Linked DNA regions of Homo sapiens: regions 2 and 3 are each linked to region 1. A link is a contact called in ENCODE Hi-C or POLR2A ChIA-PET data. All regions are on one chromosome and are shown on one strand. Each heading gives the region's core, a stretch centred on a gene start or an enhancer-like site at or near the end of the contact. The rest is flanking DNA. Distances are from core to core; before and after follow the strand shown.

Region 1 (4,803 bases), core at 214-2,713:
GCATTTCTCTCTGCGCCACATTTTCTCGACGCTGCCATTTTGAGCTCCTCCGCCGGGCGGGGTAACAAAGGCGCCGCCGCCATGTCCGAGGCCGGCATTTTGTACTCGCGACTCAGCCACATGGCTGATGCCGGCCGCCCTCCTACCCCAACAGCACCAGGGCTTTGGAAGTGGTCCCCTCGCTCCCACAGAATGCCCGGCCACCCCAAAAACACCTCCCGAAACGCCGCACCTAACAGATGTTCCTTCGTCTGCCTCGAAGCGTCCCGCTTTCATCCGCACAATACGCTCCCTCTCAACTCCCTCAACAGCTACCAAATGGCAGCCGCCCCGACAGCTCCCCAATCCCCACACAAAAAGCAAGCTTGAAGACACTACACCGTCAAATCTCTTCCAATCACTGTGACGTGAATATCAAAATGGCGCAAGCCTTCGGGAAAGGAAGTCCCAAGATAGCCCGGAAAGGCCAAGTCCAAGCCGCAAAGCCCCCGCCGGCCGCCACCCTGACCCGCCCTCCCATCCCCCCACCCGCCAGGCCTGACAGCTCGGCTCCCAAACTCACCCTCGGTCCCGGCCGCGGTCTCGGTCACTCGAATAACCCGACATGGCGTCAATGGTTGCGGTTGGCGGGGAACGAAGTATATAGAAAAGCGTGCGACAAGTCGCTGGAAATGGCCTCGATGACGGCGAAGCCTTGCGGGGGCGGCAGCGGAGGAAGGACACCGATGACACCAGCCGAAGCTGCACTACTAGAGACCGGTAGAAATGAATGAGGTGCCGGCCGCTTTCCGGCAGCCGCTTTTATAGTCTGGACCGCCTCCTACGCCGCAGGGAACGCTGGGAGCCGCTCTATGACCTAATCGCCCCGCCCCTCGCGCATAGGCCGCAACGCCCGCTGGCGTTCCAGGATCGCCGCGCTTTCACCCCTCCCCGCGCCACTCTCTCAGGTCAGGGCCCACCCACCATTGGAATGCCTCATTCTGCACTCTCTTGACCTCACCTTCTTCTGGTCTTTCCACACCTCAAGCAAGCCACCCCGCCCTTTCCCAAGCCCAGCCCCGCCCACCCTCGCCACTCGGAGATGTTTACGTCTCCAAAGAGCCCTCACGTCTGTAACCAAAAGAGGGGGAAGGCGGGGCCTGGCGTTGTCACGTGGCTGTACCACCCCGGACCACCGAGAGAGCGGTCCGCACTACTTTCCCGTTGACGTCGGCGGAGGGATACAAAACGAAATAGCTCACCGGAAGTGCGCTGCTCGCACCCCGGGACCCGCCCGGGCTGCCGGCTGATGTGGACCGTCCGACCCGCGTGTCTGATAATCCTTTGACGGGTTTTGGTCGGCGGAGAATGGTCTCTAAACTTCCCAAACCGCCCCCGTTTCACGTCCTGTGAAAGGAAGTGCTCCTCTGATGACCAATCAGCGGCGAGAAGCTCTTTTAACGTCCGTCCTTCTTTCACGCCTCCTTCCCCGCGCTTTGGTTCGTGCGTCCGCGCCCCAGTGTCGGGTCTGCGTGGATCGGTCCTTCCAGGACACCGTCGCCTTCCCGGCCGCGTCGGAGTCCGGCGGCGACCTGCCTCTGAAACATGGCAGGCTCGGATGCTGGTGAGTGTCTCCCTGGGGTCCCAGTATGTGTGGACTGAAACCGTCCACCTCCAGGGAGGCCTCGGGCTAGCCCGGACTGGGTCTGGGCTGTCGGCGGGGCTCGTGACCTTCAGACGCCGCGTCGCGCTGGCGGGTTCCCTGGATAGGGTCTCTCAGCTTCACCACCTCTTCGCTTCGAGGCCGTGGAACAGCAGTATGCTGTGGGAGAGAGAGAGGCACTGGGGCGAGGCCGGTAGGACACTTGGGTCCTGGCTGTAAAAAGAGCGGTCAGAAGGGTCGTCCCCGGACTTGTCTTTCTGTGGGGCGTCTAGCCGCTGTCCGTGTGCCCTCCGCCCTTGCACTATGGGCCCTGAGGTCGTACCTGCTTTTGTATTGGTCTTTAAAGGAACAGCATTCTTAAGATTTATTATGCCCCTGCAGAATAGTAGAATATGCCCCTGTAGAATAGTTGTGCTTTTTTCTCTTCAGTGCCCTCTAGAGTCATGGGCTTTGTCTAGCACCGCTTTTGAAGAGCGAATTAATTTGGTTGTCTAGGACGCTTTCATCCTTTTCACAAGGACTGCGTACAAACCAGTTGTCATGGTTTGGCCAGCTGTGAGAAATGGGCGTGGGGAGGGGGATTATGTGCATGGAAAATACACTCTCATTCGTTTCCAGAACGTTACGTGTCCAGAACATAGTGGAGATGTTTGTTTCTAATACCGATTGAAAGTGCTTTCCTACCAATTCCCAGGCATTTCAAGGAACAAGTATTTTAAGCTAAGTTACTTTTGGTACAGAAACCGTTAAACTTTGCAAATCCCAGCAATATCTAGGGGAGAGGAGAATGTGGTACGCAGGAAACGTCAACAGTATTGATAATTCTGAGCTTCATGTACTTCCCATATTTTCTTTCATATAGATCGATATAATAAAAAAGAAAAACTAACAAATGCATTACCGTTGATGTTGTTATTATACCAGTTCTTAACAGCCTAAGTTTAATCACCACTTTTTCCGGCACCAGAGAAACCCTGACTTGCACAAGATAATTGGGTAAACACAAGACCAATACTATTGCAAGTGCGAAGCAGCCTCCATTAATGAGTTTCTGGTAACCTCGGATTATCATTAAACTGTTGTTTATGACATAATATTCCTGTTTACTTGTAAATATGTTTTAACTAAAAACACCCATGTAAGGCTTATATAAGTAACTTAAGATTTTAGGCTGCAACAGTATCAATTGAATTTGCAGTATAGTTTTGACTATGTAGAAATTACAGCACTCTGGAAATCATCCCAAGAAATTAAATACATCTTTTTAAAAACCATGCCTAAAGGGTCTTTGAAATTCTCTAACAATCAAATTCCTTATCTTCTGCAAAGTTCAGTGTCTGTTTTTGTTGGGGGGGAGGTTGTTGGATTTTTTAAATGTCTGTGTGATTTTTTTCTGGTGGTTTTTAAGACTGATCTTTCCCCCTTTTTCCCAACAGAGTGGGTAACCATTGCCAATAACCTTCTTTTTAAGTGTCATATACATCTGAGAATACATGAACTTCAAGACTGTGATGCTAATGTTTTTATTGCTCTTTATCAGTCTATTTTGGGAGAAAAGGTACCAGGTAAGAATACTAAAAGCAGGAGTAATTTTGCCTATATCTTAGGCCAAAAGTTTTTAGTCCTTTAGTTAGATTCTTTGATATTTATAAAATTTCATTTTCTCTTTGCTTGTTTCTTTTTTTAATATTGCATATTAAATTCTATATTAATATACAATATTAAAATAAATATTGTATATTAAATTGTATTTAATATCACATATTGTATAATTATAATATTGTATTCCTTAAGGAATACCCTGTGGAACCCACTCATAATAACGGCCTTGAGCAGATCAGTTTGAGGGCTCCTGATAATCACGGCTTAACCTAATCATGGCTACTGCCTTGTGAAAGTTGCATCTTTTCTGTAAATGTACCTTCAAAGGTTGTAAAATTGAGTGGAGCTTGGGAATTTATTGGATTCTGTTACTTAACCAGTGCTAGGGATAAGAATTGATGCTTGTAGATGATGAACCTCATTTACCAAGACAGTTAATAAGCGCATATGTCCTTTCATCTTGCTCACCATCTCACTATGTTCAAGACCAGGGTGGTACCAACTCAGCTTAAGTGATCCTCCCGTCTACCTCCCAAAGTGATAGGATTACAGGCATGAGCCACCACGTCCAGCCTGTGCTGACCTTTTAAATCTTTATACCAATAATTCTAGTTGGCTATTCAAAAGGACATATAAGGGCCAGGCGCGGTGGCTCACACCTCTAATCCCATTACCTTGGGAGGCTCATCACTTGAGGCAGGTGGATCACCTGAGGCCAGGAGTTCAATACCAGCCTGGCCAATATGGCAAAATGCCATCTCTGCTAAAAATACAAAAATTAGCCAGGCATAGTGGTGCACGCCTATAAACCCAGCTACTTGGGAGGCTGAGGCAAGAGAATTGCTTGAGCCGGGAAAGTGGAGGTTGTAGTGAGCCAAGATCACGCCACTGCATTCCAGCCTGGGCGATAGAGCGAGACCCTGTCTCAATAAATAATAAATAAACATACATATGTGTATATATAAGAACGCTCCTTGAATGCCTGCTGTGTTTTTTTTTTCTTCGTAGAAAGTAGCCCATAGTTATGGGTTAAAGTATCATGTCTTGGCTCCCTTATTAGACTATTAGCTGTCTTTGAATTTAGGGACCACTTTATCTTCCTTAACATGGTGCTTCTTGTAAAGCATATTCATGTATATCTATATATCTATATATATATATATGGTGTAATAAATATTCAACCGTATTCAACCAGTCTAATATTGATAAATCGGTTCAATCAATAAATACTCAACCAGTAAAGATTCTGCTGTGTAGAGTTCAGGGTTTATTAACTTTATCTGTACTTTACAGCATGTTCTGTTTGGGCAGAGCCTTTATAGCAGTTGAGCATATTCAGTAGCCTAGTCAGAGACAATGAGATGAAAACTTGGCCTCTCATGGATACAAAATTATGTGATTTTTTCCCCCCCCAGACCTCATAGTTATTCCTAGGAGTCAAGAAGATGATGCACACAATGTACAAGCAGTAATTGATTCACTGGCCTTGGACTACTTGCAGGTCAGCTTGTCTCACATAACAGGTTGGTATATGTATAACTATCACATAATTATGCATT
Region 2 (4,837 bases), core at 303-2,802, 3.5 Mb after region 1:
GATTTCTAGGACTCACATCCCTTAGTTCAGAAGAACAGAGGCTGCTTTCCTACCTCCAACCAGTAAACAAAAGGCAGAGGCTGTCCAACTGGATGAATTTAGGTCATGTGCCTGCCCCTGAACCATTCTCAGTAGCTGAGAGAATGCCACACAGTGATTGGTTTAGGGGTGAATTCCTTCCACATTCTTGCATTTAGGGGGATGGGATTATGCTGATTAAGAGTAGGTCCAACCCTTTATGAACTCTGGCTTTACGATGAATGAGGCTGGCATTAATGCCTGCAAAAATGGACAAACTTGCTGTTTGAATTTATTTATAGTAAGAAATAAACCATGAAAACTTTTCTAAAATGTAATCTTTTAGAACACAAAAAAATTGCAGAAACAAAAATGGCCCAGAATCCTGATGCTCTGTTGACCATCTTTGTTTTGTTTGTTCGTTTGAGCATATGGCAAAAAATGCAAAATTCAGAAATGTGTAATGAGCATAGAATGTTACTATAACAATTGAAAAAACTTGAACACACACTACATACTAAACAACAGCATGAAATTTCAGTTTTTCTGAATTTGATGACTGCAGTGTGGTTATATAAGAGAATGTCTTTTCTTAGGAGAGACACCGTGAAACAGAGGAAAAAGGACATGATTCTGAAACTTTCTCTTAAAGTAACATATTAAAATCACACATATGTACACGCGTGCATATGTATACATATATATGTATAGAGAAAGCAATAGCAAATGTGGCAAAATGTTAAGATTTGGCAAATCTGGATAAAGATTTGCAATTCTGCTGCATTTGAAATTATTTAAAAATAAAAAACTTGAGTTTTTGGAGAAACAGGCATAAGAAACCTTTTGTTTCCATATTTGCGGCTTCTATACAGTCTTTTATGATGCAATTAAAAAAAAACTAAACTAAAAAATATAACACAAATCTTCCCTCCCATAGTAGCCAGAAACCCCCGCCGAGTACTTTGGGTGTCATAATAGGAAAAAAATGCAAAGCAATATGTTTTTCTATAAAGATTACTTATTTACTAATTAGAATTTTTTTATTTTCATGAAGATCAACAACAAAGTTTTTAAAATAATGACTTAGAGAATCATTTTGTGGTATTTGTTTAAGGCTGTCGCCCAGGAAAACGCCCAAGGACCATGCACGCTTCAACCCTATGGAAACACGAACGGCCCAGGGAACCGCCCCTTCGCGCTGCTTGACGGGATCTGGAGTCCTCCCGCTCCGCCCCGCCAGGCGCTCAGGGACCGCCCGGCCGCTCCCTCACCGCCCGGCCGCTCCCTCACCGCCCGGCCGCTCCCTCACCGCCCGGCCGCTCCCTCACCGCCCGGCCGCTCCCTCATCTCGCGATGCCATCCTCTTTTTTTTTTTTTCTTTCCCCCCTCCCACTCGCCCCCAAGCCCTATGACTCCCTCCCCTCCCAACGTGTTTTTCAAATCCACCAATGGGCACACAGCTTAGGCTCGAACCAGCCAATCGGAATGCGGAGTCACCGGGAAATTTAAATCGCGCCGGCCGGCTGCACGAGCCACACGGTCTTTGAGCTGAGTCGAGGTGGACCCTTTGAACGCAGTCGCCCTACAGCCGCTGATTCCCCCCGCATCGCCTCCCGTGGAAGCCCAGGCCCGCTTCGCAGGTACAGACTCAGGCGGCGGCCCGGCCCGAGCGCTAACGGCTTGCCCGTGGGCGGCGTTCGCCTTTTGGGTTGGGGGAGGGAGGCCCCGGGTCCACGCCGAGCCTGGCTCTGCCTCCCGCGTTGACTAGGCCTCGGGGGCGACGTTCATTGACCAGGCGGCTGAGTTTCGCGGGGTCTGCGGGTTTAGGGCGCCGACGCTCTGCAAACGGCAGCGGAGGCCTTAACGCGTCGCGGCCGGGAGAATCGGAGCGAGCCAGGCTTGAGGGCGAATGTCCCGGGAGGACTTGTGGCGGCCCTGGTTTCGCCTCCTCCTTTCTCGTTGCATCTTCCCCGGCGTGGGGGCAGGGGCTGGGGGTGGCAGTTGGGAGCACCGTCTCTGACACCTAGGCCCCGGGGGTGGCTCTGCCACCAAGTCGTAGGCGAGCGTAATGAAAGCAAAGATAGCAAATTGTAAGGAGGGCTTTGACTTTTGTCATCTTCTGAATGACGCACAGCTGATGTCATCCTAATTAAGCGCATTCACTCCTAGTCTCTGGAAATGCAAATCAAATATGCGAGATGCGGCACTGCATTTTTAATGTTGACCATAATGTAATGATGAAGCAAATTTTTATTTAATTTTCGAGTCTGCACCTATTTTGGCCAAGTAAAGACAGTAAAATAGGGAGAGCCTCCTGAGGATCTGAATTTATTGCCCTGGCACATAATTTTTAGCTGTAAGTTGACTTGGTTCCCCTACTTTGTCTTGAATTAACTATTAGGGACTCTGGAGTATCGAACTAGGCTGTCAGAAACGGTGGATACATGTGGCTAGTCCAAATTGAAATACGCTGTAAGCTTAAAGTACACAAAAGATTTCAAAGATGGAGTATGGAAAAAGAATGTAGAAGATGTCAGTTATTTTATATATTGATAACACGTTGAAATACTATTTGGATATGTTGGGTTAAGTAAAATACATTATTAAAATTAGTTTCACTTGTTTCTTTTCTCCTTTTTAAAAATATGGCTACTAGGAAGTTTCAATTTATATAGCTTGCATTCTATTTCTGATGGAGAGCCCTCTCCAGGAAGTCTCAGCCCTTTAGAGGGAAGGGGGACACTTCCCCTTTGGGTAAAGCTATTTCATAGTGCCGAAAACATGATGATCCCCCCTCTAGTATACAGGTGTGGATTCAGTAGATGCTTGATAATTCAGTTCTTATTTGGTACTATTATTGACAAAGGAAAATGATAAAGGAAATATTTTTCTCTTCCCCCATCTTTTAGCTTTCTCCCTTTGTCTCATAACCATGTCCACCAACGAGAATGCTAATACACCAGCTGCCCGTCTTCACAGATTCAAGAACAAGGGAAAAGACAGTACAGTGAGTACCTTCTGTTGCTTTCCTGTGGTGGTATTTAAATGGGAAGACATTTGGAAAGGGGTGAAAACTGAGGTATTTAAAAAAAAAATGCCCTCACTTAGCAACAAAAACTGGTGTGATAGGTGAAACGGCATGTTATCTTTTCTCAAGGAAATGAGGCGTCGCAGAATAGAGGTCAATGTGGAGCTGAGGAAAGCTAAGAAGGATGACCAGATGCTGAAGAGGAGAAATGTAAGCTCATTTCCTGATGATGCTACTTCTCCGCTGCAGGAAAACCGCAACAACCAGGTAAAAAATGTATTTTAGTTTATGAGTTACGTGAAATCCAGAAAATCAGTAGGGACTTTTCTTAGAAATTCAAGTAAACTTAACATTTCTAGTCTTAACGGTTTTAACTATCTGTGAACATCTTTTTCTCTGTTTGCAATTAGTAATTGTCTTCTTTCCTGCCTTCTGTAATCCACTGAAGCTGATTTAGGATCTTCCTTTAGCTCTGACCTTCCTTCAGACTTCCCTGCATTTCTAGCTACTAGCTGGGTACCTTGGCCTGACCAGTGTGTCCAGAGCCAGCCAGTTTCTGGTTTATTTCTTCTTTTTTTTTTTTTTCCCCCGAGATGGAGTCTTGCTCTGTTGCTCAGGCTGGAGTGCAGCAGCACAATCGGCTCACTGCAACCTCTGCCTCATGGGTTCAAGCAATTCTCCTGCCACAGCCTCCTGAGTAGCTGGGATTATGGGTGCGCATCACCACGCTTGGCTAGTTTTTGTATTTTTTTGTTTTTGTTTCTTTGAGACAGAGTTTTGCTCTGTCGCCCAGGCTAGCGTGCAGTGGTGCGATCTCCGCTCACTGCAAGCTCCATCTCCCGGGTTCACGCCATTCTCCTGCCTCAGCCTCCTAAGTAGCTGGGACTACAGGCGCCCGCACCCTGTCTGGCTAATTTTTTGTATTTTTAGTAGAGACGGTGTTTCAACATGTTAGCCAGGATGGTCTCGATCTCCTGACCTCGTGATCCACCCGCCTCAGCCTCCCAAAGTGCTGGGATTACAGGCGTGAGCCACTGCCCGGCCTGTTTTTGTATTTTTAGTAGAGGCGGGGTTTCACCATGTTGGCCAGGCTAGTCTTGAACTCATGACCTCGTGATATGCCTGCCTTGGTCTCCAGAAGTGCTGGGATTACAAGCGTGAGCCACCAGGCCCTTCCCGTTTTTGGTTTATTTCTGCCTTTTTTGGTATTCTCTATGTTTTTGTATTTGTCACCAGCTTTGTTCAGGACTTTCCTTCTGAAATATTTACAGTAGCCTCCTAATTTATCATATCCTTCTTTATGCCATATACTATTTTCCTGAAATTTTTCCTGAAGTACTGCTTTAGACCTGTGTTTTCGCTCCTTAAAATCCATACTCCAAATTGCTTGAACCTGGGAGGTGGAGGTTGCAGTGAGCCAAGATCATGCCATTGCACTCCAGCCTGTGCAACAAGAGTGAAACTCCGTCTCAAGGAAAAAAATAAAAATAAAATAAATCCATACTCCAGCTGGGCATGGTGGTTCATGCCTGTAATTCCAACACTTTGGGAAGCTGAAATGGGAGGATCACTGGAGGCCAGGAGTTTGAGCCCAGCCTAGGCAACATAGGAAGACCTCGTCTCTATAAAAAGTAAAGTTAGCTGGGTGTGGTGGCGCCGGCCTTTAGTCCTAGGTATTCAGGGGGCTGAGACAGAAGAATCACTTGAGCCCGGGATTTTGAGGCTGCAGTGAGCTGTGATTGCACCACTGCACCCCATGCTGGGTGACAGTGAGACCCTGTCTCTAAGAAA
Region 3 (4,486 bases), core at 521-3,020, 3.7 Mb after region 1:
CACGAGAATCGCTTGAACCCAGGAAGCATAAGTTGCAGTGAGCCGAGATCGCACCACTGCACTCCAGTCTGGATGACAGAGCGAGACTTCGTGTCAAGTAATAATAATAAAAAAAGATGTGCTGTAATTGTCTCCGTTTTACAAAAGAGGTCAAGTAGTTGACACAGGTCCCACGCTAGTGAGGGTTTTGGGATTCAAGCACAGACCACCTTCGCCCCTATGCTACACCACCTCAGGCTGTCGGGAGATAGGCGCCCAGTCAAAAGGCACATGGAAGAAAGCCCACGACTTCTCAAGCATTGAAGCAGGAGTGGCGCATCGGTATTCTCAACTTCAAACTTTGAGAACAGTCATGGTAGGAATGCATTTTATTCAAGAATGGGTTCAGGTGAGGGTGGATATGGGCACTGGGTTCAAAGGACAAATTTGGAGAATTCATGATCCAGGAGAGTGAACAAATAAGGAAGGGCTAAAGAGATCCTCGAAGTTGAAAGGTTCAGAGTTAATGTCCTCTAAGGAGAGCCAACAAGGGGTTACAAATGCTGAAGTCATCAAGAAAATGTGCCTGTCTTTCCTTGAGACTGGGAAGGAGAATTAGGATGACGAAAATCCAGAGGATGGTAAAATAGCTTGACTTCAAAATAACAGGCCGGGCGCCGTGGCTCACGCCTGTAATTCCAGCACTGTGGGAGACCGGGGTGCGGGGGGGTGGATCACCTGAGCGCAGGAGTTCGAGACCAGCCTGGGTAACAGGGTGAAAACCCGTATTAAAAAAAAAAAAGCCGGGCGCGGTGGCCCACGCCTGTAATCCCAGCACTTTGGGAGGCCAAGGCGGGCGGATCACTTGAGGTCAGGAGTTCGAGACCAGCCTGGCCAACATGGTGAAACCCCATCTCTACTAAAAATAACAAAAATTAGCCGGACGTGATAGCGGGCACCTGTAGTTCCAGCTACTGGGGAGGCTGAGGCGGGAAAATCGCTTGAACCCAGGAGGCAAAGGTTGCACTGAGCCCAGACTGTCCCACTGCACTCCAGCCTGGGCAACAGAGCAAGACTCCGTCTCCAAAAAAAAAAAAAAAAAAAAAAAAGCAAGAAAAAGAAAGAGAATGGCGAGGCCCAGAGAGACCGAAAGTCCCACCAGAGGGTACAGAGCTAGCTCAGCCCTAATGCCGGCCCCGCGGTGCCTTTCCGAGCTCACGGCCTCCCCTCAGCATCCGGGTTTCGGCCTCGGAGCGCCAGGGACGCCACGAGGACGCGCCCCACACTTGCGCTTCTGGGTTCCAGCCCCCGCGGCCCCCAACAAATAAAGAAGGGAAAGTGCTGAGGGTGACGGCCCCGGGGAGCGCTGCGGCTCTACGTCAACCTGCGGCGGCCGCCGACTCATTTGGGGCCACGCTGGTTGCATTCGTCACGCCGGCGATGCCTCTCAAACCCGCGGCCTGCCGAGGACGTTCCCACACGGGAGACCCCAGCGACGCGGGCGCATCTGTGGCTCTCGAGAACCGGGCCGCGGAGCCGCCGCGAGCGCAAGCGAGGAATCGGCGACTGCGGGGGTGGACAGCTGGGGCTTGTAGTCCCCTCGCTACCCTCTATTCTGGAAGAGGCGGGTCGCGGCCGCTGAACTCCAGCTCTGCGCCTGCCCAGGCGGCCGCACGCTCAGGGGCGTGGCATGGGTGGGTCGTGAGTTGGGCGGGGCCCACAGGGCGTGCGCGACGCAGCGGCGCGGCGCGTGGCGTAAGGGGCGTGGCGCCAGTGGGCGTGGCGTGGCGCAGTGCGAAGGGACGCGGTGCGCATGCGCGTGAGGGCTGCCGCGGGTGGGTGGTATCGAGGCCTGTCGGGTCAGGGCGGTTCGCGGGTGCTGTCAGAGCTGGGCCGGGGCCCCTAGGCAGGGTAGCCGGGTCGTAGAGGCGGGGGCCGGTCGCGGTCGGTGGAGCGGGATGAGGATGTAGGAGGGGCGGACGTGGCGGAAGCCGCGGGGTCCGCGGGGTCGGTGCCTCTAGGGAGCCAGGGAGGCCTTTCCCGAGGCTCCTGGGGAAGAAGAGGCGAAGCGAGAGTCCCTGGGGAACCCCCACTCCACTCCCAGCTGGAGACTGGGTTGTGTCTGCATGGACCAGAGCCCACAGTGCGAGTTGCTATAGGCAACCAGCCAGGGTGGCCAGCTCCTTCCCGTTTGCCCGTGATGTTCTGGTTTTGGGACCAAAGCATCCTAGGCCTCCAGCCCACTGCAGTGACCGAATTCTGCGCCCCCTGCCCATCTTCTCCCGCAGCTTCCCTAGATTAGGCTTGGGAGGCAAGAGGAGGCCTCCTGACCTTTCACACTGCCTTTTTAATATTAAGATGAAGTCACACTCCACAACTTTCTTCCAGCCAGGCCCAGACATGTCCGTCCTTGTAAGTTAAAAGCTTCCATGGGAGCCTTCCTTCCTAATCAAGGTAGGTAGACTACAGGAAGGTACATCTTGTTTTATATTTTGTCCTGTAGAAGTCAGATTTCAGCCCAGTTGTGTAGGAGTGAGGATGAGCCTATGCTTATATCAGAGCTTTGAGTACAGAGACATTTGGTCTGGAATTTTAGTCAGCCTCTTCAACCCCAGAATTTATAGGTTCAATCAGAACAGACATTAGCTTAAGTTTTCCCATCAATCGTCTATCATTAAACTGGCAAAATCTAAATAATTAGAAAATATGACAAAGATGATCCAGACAGAGATGTTCAACTTTTTCCTTAATTCAAAAAGCCTCGTGGTGGAACATCGGACCCATTCAAGAGGAAGGATGAAAGCTCTATATAGGAACACGATGTGAATGGAAGAAACCTGTCATTGTGAGGCTGGCTTTTGATTAGTCATCTGATGTCTTCCCTAATGTGACATGACTTTGAGGCCATAAACTTCAGTGGCTAAGCTGTAGTTTCTCAGCCTGCAGTTAAATTGCAGAAATGATAGGGCTTACATTAGTTTTGTTTTTATTTGATGTTGAAGATCTTTGAGTCACATTAGAAACGATGAGTATTTTTCATGTGGCACTGATGAGTTAATTCATATTATTATTTTTTGAGACAGAGTCTCTATTGCCCAGGCTGGACTGCAGTGGCACGATCACGGCCCACTGCAGCCTCGACCTCCTGGGCTCAGATGATCCTCCCATCTTAGCCTGCCAAGTAGCTGGGACTACAAGTGCACATCACCACATCCGGCTAATTTTTTTGTAGATATGGGGTTTTGCCATGATGTCGAAGCTGATTTCAGACTCCTAGGCTCAAGTAATCCTTCTGCCTTGGCCTCCCAAAGTGCTGGGATTATAAGCGTGAGCCACTGTGCCAGGCCAATATTATTCCCCAAAAGAAGGAAGTTGGGTGTGAGGTCCTGCTCCTGTGGTCACCGTGAGGTTTTTTTTTTTTGTTTTGGACTCTTGCCCAGGCTGGAGTGCAGTGGCACAGTCATGGCTCACTGCAGCCTCAAGCTCCTGGGCTCAAGTGATTCTCCTGTCTCAGCCTCCCTGGTAGCTAGGACCACAGATGTGCACAACTATGCCCAGGGAATTTTTAAATTTTTTGTAGAGACAGGGTCTCACCATGTTGCCTGAGCTGTTCTCAAACTCCTGGCCTCAAGCAATCCTCCTATCCCAAAGTGCTGAAATTACAGGCATGAGCCACCACACCTGGCCACCACTAGTTTTTGTAATGGGAGCAGGTTCCATATGAGATGGAGGAATGGATTTCATGATTGTCTTTTTAATTTCTTAGATCTCCAAGAAATTGGACATGAGGAAACCACTCTAAGTGTGACCACTCTAAAGCATTAGCAATCAGTCATTTCACTCTAGGGAGAAATCAGAGCTGAAATATAGAGGATAGGTAAAGTCCCCAATGTAGATATGTATTTTTATATTTGATTACTTGCTTTTTTTTGTTAGATGCAAATAATACGGCACTCCGAACAGACACTAAAAACAGCTCTCATCTCAAAGAACCCAGTGCTTGTATCACAGTATGAGAAATTAAATGCTGGGGAACAACGTTTAATGAATGAAGCCTTCCAGCCAGCCAGTGATCTCTTTGGACCCATTACCTTGCATTCTCCATCAGATTGGATCACCTCCCACCCTGAGGCTCCCCAAGACTTTGAACAGTTCTTCAGTGATCCTTACAGAAAGACACCCTCTCCAAACAAACGCAGCATTTATATACAGTCCATTGGTAAATACTGGTAATGTGCTGGTTTTGGTTCAGTTTTGCAGTGGCGCTCTTGTCAGGAATAGTCCAGGCTATGGGTCTGATTCAGATGGGCCGTTTTAGGATCGTTTTTGATATTCATTGCGGCGGTACAAGTTTTGTAGCCAAACTGACTTAAAAGATAACATTTTGTTTCTTTTTGTTTCATAGCAACACCAATGAATGATAAAGGTTATTGAAAATTTAGAGTTGGTTTTGTTTCTAATTTGAATCTTCTTACTCATAGACTGGGTAAACACTGAATAATCATCT

What was found. Hi-C counts contacts between places; a loop is a spot of excess contacts on that map. ChIA-PET counts read pairs that join two places held with the same protein, here RNA polymerase II (POLR2A). Pooled maps may share reads with other maps.
Region 2: a map of naive thymus-derived CD4-positive, alpha-beta T cell shows a loop between it and region 1 (15-fold over the local background). The contact joins the promoter of KPNA2 here to the promoter of CEP95 in region 1. A Hi-C loop is called at or near these places in 1 of 168 maps with a recorded cell type or tissue (naive thymus-derived CD4-positive, alpha-beta T cell), 1 of 37 single-sample maps with no recorded cell type and 7 of 50 pooled maps. POLR2A ChIA-PET finds 5 or more read pairs at or near these places in 2 of 52 experiments (Caco-2 and activated CD4-positive, alpha-beta T cell).
Region 3: a map with no recorded cell type shows a loop between it and region 1 (17-fold over the local background). The contact joins the promoter of AMZ2 here to the promoter of CEP95 in region 1. A Hi-C loop is called at or near these places in 2 of 37 single-sample maps with no recorded cell type and 11 of 50 pooled maps.

The regions. Positions count from the first base shown.
Region 1 is chr17:64,505,514-64,510,316 of GRCh38, forward strand. CEP95 (centrosomal protein 95) reads left to right here and starts at 1,464. Exons shown (of 20, transcript NM_138363.3): 1 at 1,464-1,603; 2 at 3,079-3,207; 3 at 4,660-4,767. The coding sequence starts at 1,585. DDX5 (DEAD-box helicase 5) reads right to left here and starts at 776. Exons shown (of 13, transcript NM_004396.5): 1 at 563-776. The coding sequence starts at 606. RefSeq lists enhancers at 27-236, 297-426, 1,127-1,366, 1,567-1,656, 1,638-2,254 and 1 more.
Region 2 is chr17:68,034,183-68,039,019 of GRCh38, forward strand. KPNA2 (karyopherin subunit alpha 2) reads left to right here and starts at 1,553. Exons shown (of 11, transcript NM_002266.4): 1 at 1,553-1,658; 2 at 2,928-3,025; 3 at 3,176-3,313. The coding sequence starts at 2,951. RefSeq lists a silencer at 1,286-1,335 and enhancers at 1,299-1,846, 1,866-2,085.
Region 3 is chr17:68,246,273-68,250,758 of GRCh38, forward strand. It overlaps AMZ2 (archaelysin family metallopeptidase 2), which reads left to right and starts at 1,771. Exons shown (of 7, transcript NM_016627.5): 1 at 1,771-2,433; 2 at 3,916-4,198. The coding sequence starts at 3,916. RefSeq lists enhancers at 291-837, 838-1,383 and silencers at 1,598-1,897, 3,207-3,256.